Regions from separate parts of the Homo sapiens genome. Here region 2 is linked to region 1. A link is a contact called in ENCODE Hi-C data. All regions are on one chromosome and are shown on one strand. The core of a region is the stretch at or near the end of the contact, and the rest is flanking DNA. Distances in the headings are between cores, read along the strand shown.

Region 1 (6,246 bases), core at 735-3,234:
TGGGGTCTCATTCTGTTGCCCAGGCTGGTCTCAAACTCTTGGCCTCAAGTGATCCTCCTGCCTTGGCCTCCCAAAGTGCTGCGCTACTACACCCAGCTGAAACTTCTATTAACTAAAATTGGCTTAATTTTAAGGGTGCACAAATAACCATGATACCTCAATCAATATTAAATTTTCCTTTGTGGGCTTGGTACTTCAGATATTTCTTGGTCCAACACCTTCTAGTCATTCAGTTAAATTTTCAAGTTAGGAAAACAATATTGAAATAACATTTGGTGATTATGTAGCAGGGAGGATTCTAGAAAGCAATTTTTTTTTTTTAAAAGCCAGCTACTAAACTGCACTAATAAAGCTTTCCAAATATTTGAGCTCCTTCAGACTAGTCAGTTGTTAACAGGGTAAAAAAAGAAAAAAAATTTTTCAACCCTATATGGCAGTGTTTTCCAAACTAATGAGCTCCAACACACCGATGGGCCATGAAATGAATTTGGTGGATTTGAATTTTTTTTAGTGAAATAGAAGAGAATAAAGAATATTAGGATGTAACTCATGTGGTAAGGATAAATATTTGCAAAACTTATTTTTATACTGTTCAATCAGATTTGGCCCAAAGCTGCCTCCATACACTATTAACTGTACTCTAGCTTGATGTGTAAACAAGTTATAACCTAACTTAGGAGTATACCCTTATAACCACACATCTGAGTCTCAGCCAATCCCAGGTTAAAAGCTGCTAGATTATGCCCAAATAAGGCAAACACCAACCTGCACCAATCAGGTAATTTCTGTATGACATTTCCTATTTTTCCCTGTTATTAGAACAGCTCACCAGTTGTAAGTGGTAGTATTCTGAACCATCTTAGAGTGCTGTCTGCTTCTAGAACCTTTTTCCTGCTCAAATAAACTTTGTTAAGTTTAAAGGTTCTTAGGGGTTTTTTTTGTTTAGTTTAGTTTTTAACAATACACAGATAAAGGCATACTGCATCACCAAAGTTATTTTTTTTCCCATAGGAAAAAAATACTCATAAAAAAAATCTACCTCCTTTCCAACAAAAAGTTATAGCAGGTTAAGTATTTAAATATACCTAGGGTTCTTTTCTTATTACATAAGAGCATTTAAAGTGACTTCAAATTAAGAAAAAAAAAACTGAATTCTAAAAGAATTTTCTCATTTGTCTTTGATTTACTGTGGACTTTACTGATCAAGTACATTCCGCAAACTATGGCATGTAACATGCTACCCAGTAAATTACTATATATTCTGACTTCTCATTACTGAATCAGGAAATGACTAAATAATTTAATATGCAATTAAGGTTTAGATGAAGTTGATTCATCAAGAGATAATTGTAATCCAACTGTCATGCCATGACTGTAACACATGAGACATGCTCATTCTTTGACAACCTAAAGTTTGTCTTCCTTATACTCATATCTAAAATATCATTTAGGTACACAGCTAATAATAATAAAATGGCTAGGATTCAATATGCTTTAAAAAATACTTTTGTCAAAGATTCTTTATAGACAAATGAATAATTTTACATTTCTCTCAAAAGATGGGATAATAATCTCTTTAGTTTATCGTTATTTTGGTTACCAAGAGTTAGCAAAGGTTTAGAATTTCCACACAAGGCAACATTGTGTAAATGCGGTAATAGTACTGACGGCAATATCTGATAATACATAAAAAAAGAACAAAAATAGCAATAAATCTAGTCAATGCATACGAAAATTTCTAAGGTGATATGGAGGATACAAATTTACAGTCATGGGAGGATATTTATCTTAGATATCTTTGGGTTCAGTTCGCATTACTGGTTATTTTTGTTTTAATAGTTGTGAAAGTACAATTTCAACTTTGCAGTGAAAAAGGACAAAGACAACAGAGCCAGAAAAATGATACCACAGCCACACAGAAATTAAGTACATCCTTTAAACAAACCCCTTTTGTATTGTTTGCTTTACTTCACTCCTGCTTCCTTAAGAACACTGGCAAACAGCCATATTTCCTGTTTTACACGGCTTAGCTGCAAGGACTCTTAAACAATAAAGAGAAATCAAGGGGATTTTATAAAGACAAATTGTTGTTACAATATTTGTAATGTAATCTAGTTATAATATTGTAAATAATGTGTATTTACATCAATAACTTGCCATTCTCCTTTAAATCGTACACTATATTTTCAAACTGATGAAATAATTCAGTTATTATTCCTGAAAAATAAGATTATTAGGTGCAAACACTTTCTCTGGAAAAATCAATTTTATAGTGTTTGCTGTCATTCTAAAGGTATCTGTAAAAGAGATACCAGTATGACTGATTGCTCTAGCTTGGCAAGAATATTTGTTTATAATCTCAAAGATCAACTGTGAGAGGCAATCAATCCTTTGTTTGGAGTTTTCTGTCTTTAGGATATGAAAGTATCCAACTAGTTGATATTACAAATGTTTCTGCCATTTCAGAAAATAATTATTTTCTCTTGGGCAAAAAAATAAAAAACAACCCTTGATATCACAAAGAGTTTGCCTCTCTAACTTACTGTTTCTTTGATCCTAGGCAACTTCTGATTCCTTAGTTTCTTCATCTGTAAATAGAGATATTTGTACTTGTCTTCCAAATTATTGAGAGCATCAAATTAAGTAAGAAACTGGCACATGATAAGCATTCAACAAATCTTAATTCCTTTTCCTTTTTACTTAACTCAAAACAGAAAGCCATAAGCATAAAATATTTCTAAAGAATTCAGTTTTTTTTTTTAAATTTTTTCAGGCAATATCAACAGGGTCAATGTCAAAAACAAAATTCTCCTCAGGGTTGGTTACAAACATAAGCTCTAATGAGCCATTTCATTATACTCATTATTTGGCTTCAAAAACTCAAGATACCAATGTGTGCTTTCAGGGAAAATAAAAATAAAAAATAATAAAAAAGGAAACTTAAGGAAACGAATTAACGCAGTGAGCTCCCTGCTGATGAAAATATCCTCTTTAGTCATCCTGGTATTTCCCTCCACTGCCCCATACAATTCCAAGCACAAAAACACTAAATAAATATTACTACAGAACTGAAGCAAATAGCCCCGTGTGCCTCAAAAACTCCTGAGGTACCACCATGTGCTGGAAAATGACTCCAAATGACTATGAATCAGGAAGAAATGGATGAATTATTAACTGCATGCCTAGTTTGAAGAAATCTAAATAGATTATTGGCAATTGAATTAAAGTCTAAAATAACTTAAAAGCAAAAAACAAAATCTTCTAAGCACTGTAATGCACTTTTTACTACTGATATGAAGAACACTTCACCAGCTTTTCAGAAGTCTGTAAATAATCAGAAAATGCGAGGAAATCTGCCATCACATATATGTAAAGCTAGGTTCAGGTAAGGGCTCATCCAGTTTTTAAAAAGCAAACAGTACTCAAAGTAGAAACTACAAGCAAAGCAAGCAAGGATCAATCTGAGCTGCCAAAGTGGTGCACTTGAGCCATCTAGTGGATGGAGAAAAATGTAAGTTTAATTCTGTAAGAAAAACGTCCTACTGCTCAATTCCCTATGAAAACAGTAACAAATATGTTCTTTGGAACAGTACATTAAAATTGATAAAAGATAGTATTGAACTAACAAGTAGATATCGAGGAAAGATGAAAAATACAATGACGACAAATTTTTCAGGGTAGAGTTCAGATTTTATGGATAACTAAAGATGAAAACTAAGGACAAACACTCTTCCTTTATGGTATTTTTCTTACAACCATATAATCATTAGACCACACATAATTTATAAAACACATTACAGAAAATAAGAAAGATTTCTTGCCAGCTCCAGCTACCAAAGCCAAAGGTGGGGAGAAAAGAGAAATAGGAATAGATAAATGAATTTCTATGAGCGCATATAAAGAAAAGGAGGTTACCTTTCTGCCAGGGGACTCACATTCAATTATGGTTATGGCAACCCCAGCTCACCTAGGACTCCTGCTCCCATGTGGGACTGAAGGCAAAATGACCTTAAAATTTTCAGTACTCAGGAGGCTGAGGCGTGAGGATGGCTAGACGCCAAGAGTTCAAGGCTGCAGTGCATTATGTTCAGGCCAGTGAATAGCTACTGCACTCCAGTCTGGGCAACACAGCGAGGCCCCATTTCTAAAAAATAAATACCACGCTAGGTGTGGCGGTTCACGCCTGTAATCCCAACCCTTTGGGAGGCCGAAGTGGGCGGATCATGAAGTCAGGAGTTCGAGACCAGCCTGGCCAACATGGTGAAACCCTGTCCATACTAAAAATACAAAAATCAGCTGGGCGTGGTGGCAGGCGCCTGTAATCCCAGCTACTCAGGAGGCTGAGGCAGGAGAATTGTTTGAACCCGGGAGGTGGAGGTTGCAGTGAGCCAAGATCACGCCATTGCACTCCAGCCTGGGCAACAAGAGTGAAACTCCATCTCAAAAAAAAAAAAAAAAAAAACTAATAAAATTTTGGAAATCACAAATTACGTGAGCAGTGTGATACAGTGGAATCCACTTAAATTTTGGAGGCACATTTTTCTTGTTCATAAAACTATGGTCTTGGAATAAATTAGTGGTAAGATCGCTCTTAACTAAAATTTAATGATTTTAGAAACCCCTACCCACTTCCCACCCCCCACCCCCAAAATAGAGGCTAATAAAAAGAAAATGTGGTTTTTTTCTTTGTATTTGTTCCCCATTAATTCACATGAACAGTATATGATTTCCTCTTCTGAGTCTGGGACACAAAGATGACTCCCTGATCCCAAGAAATAGAGAAACTAGTTAGTAGAAATAAAACACTCAAAGTTCATCTTAAAGCAAGGCAGAAACAAGGGTCAGAAAAGATACAAATGAAATGCTACAGATATCTTTGAGGCTAAGAATCTGGCCTGAAAAAAGGTAATTTTCACTTCCGTATCTTTCTTTCTAAGACTCATTGTGTAAGGAGAAAAGAGGTAGAAGGGATGGGGGATATGGTGAAGGGAATGAATAGTGAGAGGAAAGAACAGAGGCAAAAACAGCAACTGTCAAAGAAAAATATTCCATTTTGCTGGGCATACAGGTTTCATAAAGGATCCACTGCAGGAAATAAAGCTGGAAAAAGGTACGATGAATTTACTTTTGCATCACAGACCACTGGCAAACCACATCTGAGGACATTAAGCAAGGCAAATAAAGCTGGTCATGTCAATGAAAATGAGGAAAATTTTCTGAAGTTTTGGAAAGAATCAATGAAATTTGCTAGTCAACTGGCTATACAGGCAATGAGGAAGAAGCTAGAACTCAAGAAATTTCAGTCTGCATGCCAGGAAGGGTAGTGATATTATTAACCCAAGTAGAAAACATACTTACTGTGTCATATAAATTCTCATTTTACATACAAATTAGTAAGAAGAAAGATGCAGACTAAGGACAGCACCTTAGGGAAGACCTATATGTAAGCTCCCCCCTACGCCCCAGGGGAAAGAAAGAAGAAAGGCAAGGATGGAAGAAGAAATGCACAACGGTCATCAGGGTAGAAAGGAAAACTTAGAGAAGTATAATAGTACAAGAGAGAGCAATGTTAGTAGTATGAAGTGGTAAAAACTTTATTTGCTTTAAAGTGTGAAAGTGATGATAGCTATAATACATTTCCTTTTTTAAAAGTATAAGTATTATTCTGAAAGCAACAGGGAAGCATTCAAGCCTAGGAAAGGTAAACTGAAATAATTCATGTTCAGTGGCTGTTTTCACCCTAGAAAAGGACATGAGGTCCTGTGGAGCAGTAAGAGATTGGGGGAGAAGGGAAGTGGAAAACAGCTGAGAACATAAGGAAAATGAAATCATTATAAGGTAATTACAGAGGCAGTCATAAGTCAACTAAGGGCAGTCAACCAAGAACAAACAGACTATCAAGTGACACACTGGAAAAGCAAAAAGATAAAAACACTGATTTTGGACATGTTAATTTGGAGACCCTATTAATGTGATCAGGGGTAATATGCAACAGACGTACGGAAATACAAAAGTGGAACTCTAAAAAGTGGGTCACGTTCCTCGATAGAATTCATGTATAAAAGTAGCTGGTCTGATGCTGTTTCCATAATATTAATCAATCAGGTCTTTTTCTTTTTATCGATTTTGGTTATTTTTATTTTCCTTTAAAAAAAATCAACCACTTCATCATGATTACAGATAACTGGCATAGAAATGTACAAAAAATGCATCTTACAAAAACTATTACATAACAAAGTGTATTCT
Region 2 (6,001 bases), core at 2,562-5,061, 440 kb before region 1:
GAAAGAAAGGATTTATAGGCTGGTAAATTATTAAACACTATTTATAAAGCTGCTTTACTGAGGGGTAACTCTTTACCCCCAAGCCCAGATGCATATACAGGTTGAGCAAGGATCCGGGCTGACTTGCTCAGCACTGCATCCTAGGAGCTGGGAACAGTGTCTGGCATGCAGTAGATGCTCAACAAATTAGGTGTCAAATGAACGACTCCAAGGTTGGAGGTAAAGCAGGCAGGCAGTGGGGAGAGTTAATGGAATCAGCTTTATGATTACACTTGATTTTAGAAGTTAATTGACGGTAGATACTTCTTTTTCCAACTTGGAAAAATAACAAACTCACTAACAGTAAATAGCAGAAGAATTTGGCAAGACTTTTCCTTGATAGATGTTATTTAGGCTCACGATTTCTTCATTCTATTGTCTGCCAAGTACAAGACATCAAAATCAGTAATTGTCACAACTGCCAAAACAATAACAATTACACTATAGCTATGGTGACAAAAGGAGTTTATTGTAATTATACCAAATCTGTTTCTAGTTACTCATGTCCACTTAACATTTGCATCAGAATATCTTAGGGCAAGGTCTGGTTCATTGGGTAGAGAGAATATAATTTTCTTTCTGACTAGTGCAGGAAATACATTGCAGAAAACAGACTCAGAGATGCTAAACTTTTCATTAAGAAAAGGTTTAATGCCACACCCTGTATGAGGTAACCTCCTGCCAAATTGCTCTTCCTGGAGCTACTTACTCAGAGGACAGATGAAGCTGGGGGGAAGATATTACACTGAGCAGCATCTCCAGCAACTGGTTTCTGAGCCAGATTGTCTTTCCAGATGTTTGGCTTCCAGCTACAAAAAAGAATTCAGATTTGAGAGAAAATGGATGTAAAGAGACATAATATTTGCTGCAGTAAGCAATCATATTCACCAAATGCTTATTTCACCCAGGAATTGTGGCATGGCTGGGACTCAAAATTTTGGCATTTTATTCCAGCCTCCACACAATGCTTAAAAAGAATTTCAGAAAATGTTACTGAAGTTTCCTTTAATTAGCAATGTCTGCAATGCTGCACATCTTCCAAAAAACAAAAATCCTAAAAATAATAAAGGAAAATATACCTTTCAGTAGAAGAATTTTTTAAATTATTATAGGCTGCAACATTTCATAATCACCTACTATGCACTGATATTATGCAAGTAATCAGGAACAGAGTGCTGAAGACCATGGTCTTTGTTCTCTTTGTTCCTGCTTTCAACTTGCTCCCAGGCTAGGCTTTTGGATGTCTATGCTACAATAAAAACAGAACTCAAATCATAGCAGAGGTATATGGAGCAAGGGGAAGAAGAAACTTTACTTCTGAAGAGTCATTAAAGCCCAAAAGGACATATTAACAATGCTTTAATATGTTGGTTAGGTAAAAGTTTCAGAATGCAGTTCATATGAGAAGGAAGGTTGACTAAATAAGTTCACTCTTGGCCCATTACCCATTTGTTCATTCCCTCAGTTGCCAGCAATTTCACACCAATACAGGGCATACACCACGCCATACTGTAGAAATAGGACTGATGAGGCAACCTGGGGAAATGGAGTCATATTTCCGTCTATTCAGATTTTGGTCCCATCTTCAATTAGCTCCTAATCTCATTGAACCTAAATTTCTTAGTCTGCAAAATGGGAATAGTAATTTCTTGCGGCTTGATCTAAGGATAAGAGATAATACTTTATCTAGATTAAAAAATGCTATCCAGGAGACTCTTTTGTGATGATAAAACTGTTTTATATCTACCTTGTCCAATAGAGTAGCCGCTAGCCTCAGGTAGCTAGTGAGCACTTAAAACGTGGCTACAGTGAGTGAGGAATTAAGTTTTTAATTGCATTTAATTTTAATTAGTTAAAATTTGAATTTAAATGGCTATATGTGGCTTAGGGGCTCTCGTCTTGGACAGTGCAGAGCCGCAGGGCCCAGGACAAAGCAGTTGTGATTGCTGCCATCACACTGCCCTAGCAGAGGGAACAAATTGAACAAGACACAGCTGCAGTTCTGCACCTGGCTAGGCGAAAAGGGAGACTCACATAAACAAACTACAAATCTATTCAGTAGGGTAACCCCAAGGGGCTTTGGAAACACAGAGAAAGTGACTTAATCTGGTTTGGTGGGACTGGGGACAGCTTGGCTAGTGGGGGAGGGGTGGCATTTCCCTTGAGTGAAGAGCACGTGCCAAGCACGGACAGAGGGCAGGCCATCACCTGCAGGGGCCTGCAAGTGCTTCACTGCTGGAGTTGGGGCTCATCAGGAAAGTAAGGGGTAGTGGGGGTTCAACCAGGAAGTGAGGCAGGATCCCGGATCCCACATGCTGGTCTACAGGGAACTGATTTTATTCTGGAGGCCTGGAACACCAGTCCCACATTTCAAAGCAGGAATCTATAATTTTATTTCATTTCTGACTCTCATCATAAAATGACAGCCTCACAGGCCACGGCTTGGAAACCACGGCTTGGCTGTGGGTGCCTTCCCCTTCCTTACTTAGCCCCTCCCTCTGCACAATGTGGGCCTCTCAGGGGTTCCGTGAGGGCCGTCCTACTGCCTTCGAACTGGCAAAGGTCTTCTCACCAGGCAGGGAAGGGTCCAGGGCTCCGTCCATGCAGATCTGCCTCTCATTCACCGACGAAGGCTTGAGGGTGTACACAACAAACAGCCCAATCCTTTATACACAGGGAGAGAAGGACAGGCTCGCAGGCGGGCTCAACTGAGTCCGCTGAGTACATGCCAGTGTTTTCACATAGACCCACCCACGTGCAGCTGCAAGTGAGAGTTTAAGGGAAATCATCATGGCATGCTGTGTATTTCCAGAGACTTCTAAAATCAGTCAGGATTCACCAGAGACGCTAACTCTGGCTCTACCTGATCAATTAGATAGTGACAGGAAAGAGAAGGGGAAACACACTGGTGGCTGGGACTGCTCTTCAGGAGTCTGCAGGAGCCAGGCATGTGGGTCATTGGCTGGCAAGGATGGCAGTGCTTATGGAAATTCCTGAATATTTGGCCACAGTGGGGGAGCCTGAGCAGTGGGAACAGTAAACACACAGCCCTGCTGGGGAAACCGGCCTGTCCCATCCTGACTTCAGCAAACCATCCTTTCCCCAACTCTCAGCCCTGGGCAAAAATTCCTAGAAGGTTCCAAGTGATTCAGGGTTGAGCACAATGGGGAGAGAGCTGGGGTCTGTCCTCCCTTTTTAAACAGCCCTGGGGCCCTGCTCTTCCCCCTGGGCAGCTTGGTGTGGTACCTGAGCAAGTCCTGGGTGCTGAAGTGGCCCCTCAGCTGACAGGCCAGGATGCCAATGATGGTGGAGATCTTGGAGGGGATGAGGCTCGGCTCATTGAATAGGAAGATGAGCTTGGGTATAAGCTGTGCCTGGTGGGCAGCTTCAGCATTCCTGGGTCCTTCCCTGGTGAGTACAGGAGAGAGACAGTAAAAGCTTTTACTGGAATGAACCAAATTTGCTGTGTTTCTGCTAAAAAGGTTTTTCAAGCCAGGCTTGTTCCATGGCCCCTTAACTCCAATGCTCTCTTGGCAATTTGTCAAGATGCCGTCAGACACCCATTGAATATGTGTCTGCTAAGTGCCAGAGTCGCTCGGGTGTGCACTGCCTGTCCCCTCCGCCCCCCGGAAACCACCTTCAAAGACAAACCCCAATTATTGACTTTTAAATTCTGAGCCCCAGGGAAAACTAGTGCTGGCCTCAGAAACTCAAACAAAGACAGCAGACACTCATGTGACTGGGGAGTACTTCCCACCAGCCAGGAGTGCAGGGCCCTTCACTAGCTTGTCTGGTTGTGTGATCTTCCTGCCCGCCCCAAACCACAAAGTGGAGAGACACGCCACTGAAAGTCAAAGGAGAAAAAGACAGAATCCACCTATCCATACCCCCTCCCTCAGATACTCACAAATCCAATTTCCAGTAAATTCTACTCCCCCAAAGAAAACAGCTCCCAGGATAAATATCTGTTTCTTAGAAAACAACTGGTACAGGTACAGGAACAAAGTGGAAAGTGGAAGAGAAAAAATGGTGGAGAAAAATGTGGAGGAGGGTGACTTTGGGCAGATTCCTCACTTTGAACTGTCTTTTTTTTTTTTTTTTTTTTGTATTAACACATTAAATTCTGCTGAGCTCCATCTCCCTGATACACAAAAGAGGCAGGACCAGAGCCCAATTCTGTGTATGATTTATAATTACAGGCTCAGCAGAGAAGACAGATGCTCCTCTACCCAGAAGTCCCGGCTGCCCTTGGTTCTGTTTCCTCTGACAGCACTGAACAACATGTTTTTCTGTATTCTCTTTTTATCAGACTGTGGCTTATTCTTCTCTGAATTTTACCTCTAAGTACAGGGTGCGAAATGTAGTAAGTTTATAATAGATGTTCATTAAGTGGATGAGTGGAAAGCCATTTACAAATACATTCAAAATGCTGAAGGCACCAATGAGCTCTAGACCAGCCTGAGCCAGGAGGAGGCAGGTGGGGTGATATGTGGGCTTCCTTGCCTTCCTTCTCTCTTATTCTGAACACAGCCCCTGGCTCCCTTTGGGAACTACCACTTTCTAACTCCAGAGGGGAAGCCACTTTCCAGCCCAGTCATGGGACACAGTTGGCTCAATGAGACTCAGTCCAATAGCTAAGACTGTTAAATTTTTAAAAAGCTGTCTCTCTGCCTATGGTGCTAAGCTGAGGATGTGCTCTGAGGAGCTGCCCAGGAGCCACCTTCTGCCACAGAAGAAAGCCCGGGCAACCTGAAGACTGAGTGGAAGAGGCAGAGGCAAGAGTGGTGACAGAGCTCAGAGAAAATGATGTGAGCCTCCCCCAGCTACAGGATGAGATCAGCTCTTTTCAATTGTAAGAGCCAACGAAGTCCCTCTTTACTGGTCTTTTCTTCCTGTATTCTTTTTTCCCTCCTCCCTTCCTTCTTTCCTTCTCTTTTACATCCCTTAAGCTGGTTTGAGTTGTATTTCTACCACTTGAAGGGTAAAAGAGCCCTGACTAATTCCAAAAGTGCCTTGGAGAAGTCAGTTAGAGGGAGAGTGGACCTTTGCTGGTCACAATTGCTGAGCCCCCAGTATGTGCTAGTCCCTGGGGCTAGAGAGGCCTCTAAGCCCCCAGCATCTGCCCTCCTGAGGCCCGAGACCATGAGAGGAGACTGCCCCACAAGCATGAGCCACTGGGAAGGATGTGCTCCCATTTGGGGACCCAGTGTTCTGGGAGCAGGGAAGAGCCACTGGCCACCCTGCCCTGTCTCTGTTCTGGACATTCAGCCTTCAGTTCTAACCCCCAGGCTGCCAAGACCCAGCCTACCTTGGTGATTGAAGGATTTCCAAAAGATGGGAAAAGAGGCTGAGCTCCAGATTGTCTGCAGTATTCATCCAGAGCTGGAAGACAAAACAAAACACATGCTAAAATGAAGGTGTGGGAGAAGAATGATTTGCAGGAAGCATGAGAAGGTCAGTGCTGGACAGGTGATCCTCTGACGTGGAATCATCAACATGATGTACCAGCTCTGGAATCAGATCAGCTGTCCTGACACTCCAAGCAGAGAGGTGCCTCCCCTGTAGGAAGGCCTTCTCTCGCCATCTCTGCTGCTACTTGGCACTTCATTGTGGGCCTGGTTCCAACCAAGGACGCCTGCACTAACCATCTCCCCCATCTGCTCAGCCTTGGGCCCACAGCCCAAGTGTCCATATTGCAAACTCATCTCAACCTCCCTGGATCCTGCAAGACAAATGATGATGTTCCCACTTTACAGATGAGAAAATAGAGGCTGAGACAGACCAGCTGAGTGACAGTCTCCACTCACCACCAGCAAGTGGCAGGACAGGAAATAGAAGCCAGGTACAGATTTTCAGGTTTTACACTGTACTGACTACATACCCAATTTGCGCAGGCAACACATTCTTCAGCCCAAACCACAGTGTCATCTCATGCATGACAAAATTGTAAGTGAAACAAAGA

Evidence for each region. A loop is a pair of places that touch in the nucleus more often than their neighbours do. Pooled maps may share reads with other maps.
Region 2: a map of Right ventricle myocardium inferior shows a loop between it and region 1 (3-fold over the local background). The contact joins two enhancer-like sites. A Hi-C loop is called at or near these places in 1 of 168 maps with a recorded cell type or tissue (Right ventricle myocardium inferior) and 5 of 50 pooled maps.

The regions. Positions count from the first base shown.
Region 1 is chr10:48,360,954-48,367,199 of GRCh38, reverse strand. The region is part of intron 1 of MAPK8 (mitogen-activated protein kinase 8); the gene reads right to left. Among named protein-coding and RNA genes, the nearest start is that of MAPK8, 57 kb to the right of the region's middle. Within about 2 kb of position 1,984, at least 4 of the 41 ENCODE cell types and tissues checked have a DNase peak (open chromatin) inside an H3K27ac peak, as active enhancers do.
Region 2 is chr10:48,802,706-48,808,706 of GRCh38, reverse strand. It overlaps WDFY4 (WDFY family member 4), which reads right to left. Exons shown (of 62, transcript NM_001394531.1): 25 at 5,348-5,421; 26 at 3,286-3,447; 27 at 2,612-2,703; 28 at 749-848. Among named protein-coding and RNA genes, the nearest start is that of WDFY4, 120 kb to the right of the region's middle. RefSeq lists enhancers at 5,763-5,822, 5,853-5,902. Within about 2 kb of position 3,811, at least 5 of the 41 ENCODE cell types and tissues checked have a DNase peak (open chromatin) inside an H3K27ac peak, as active enhancers do.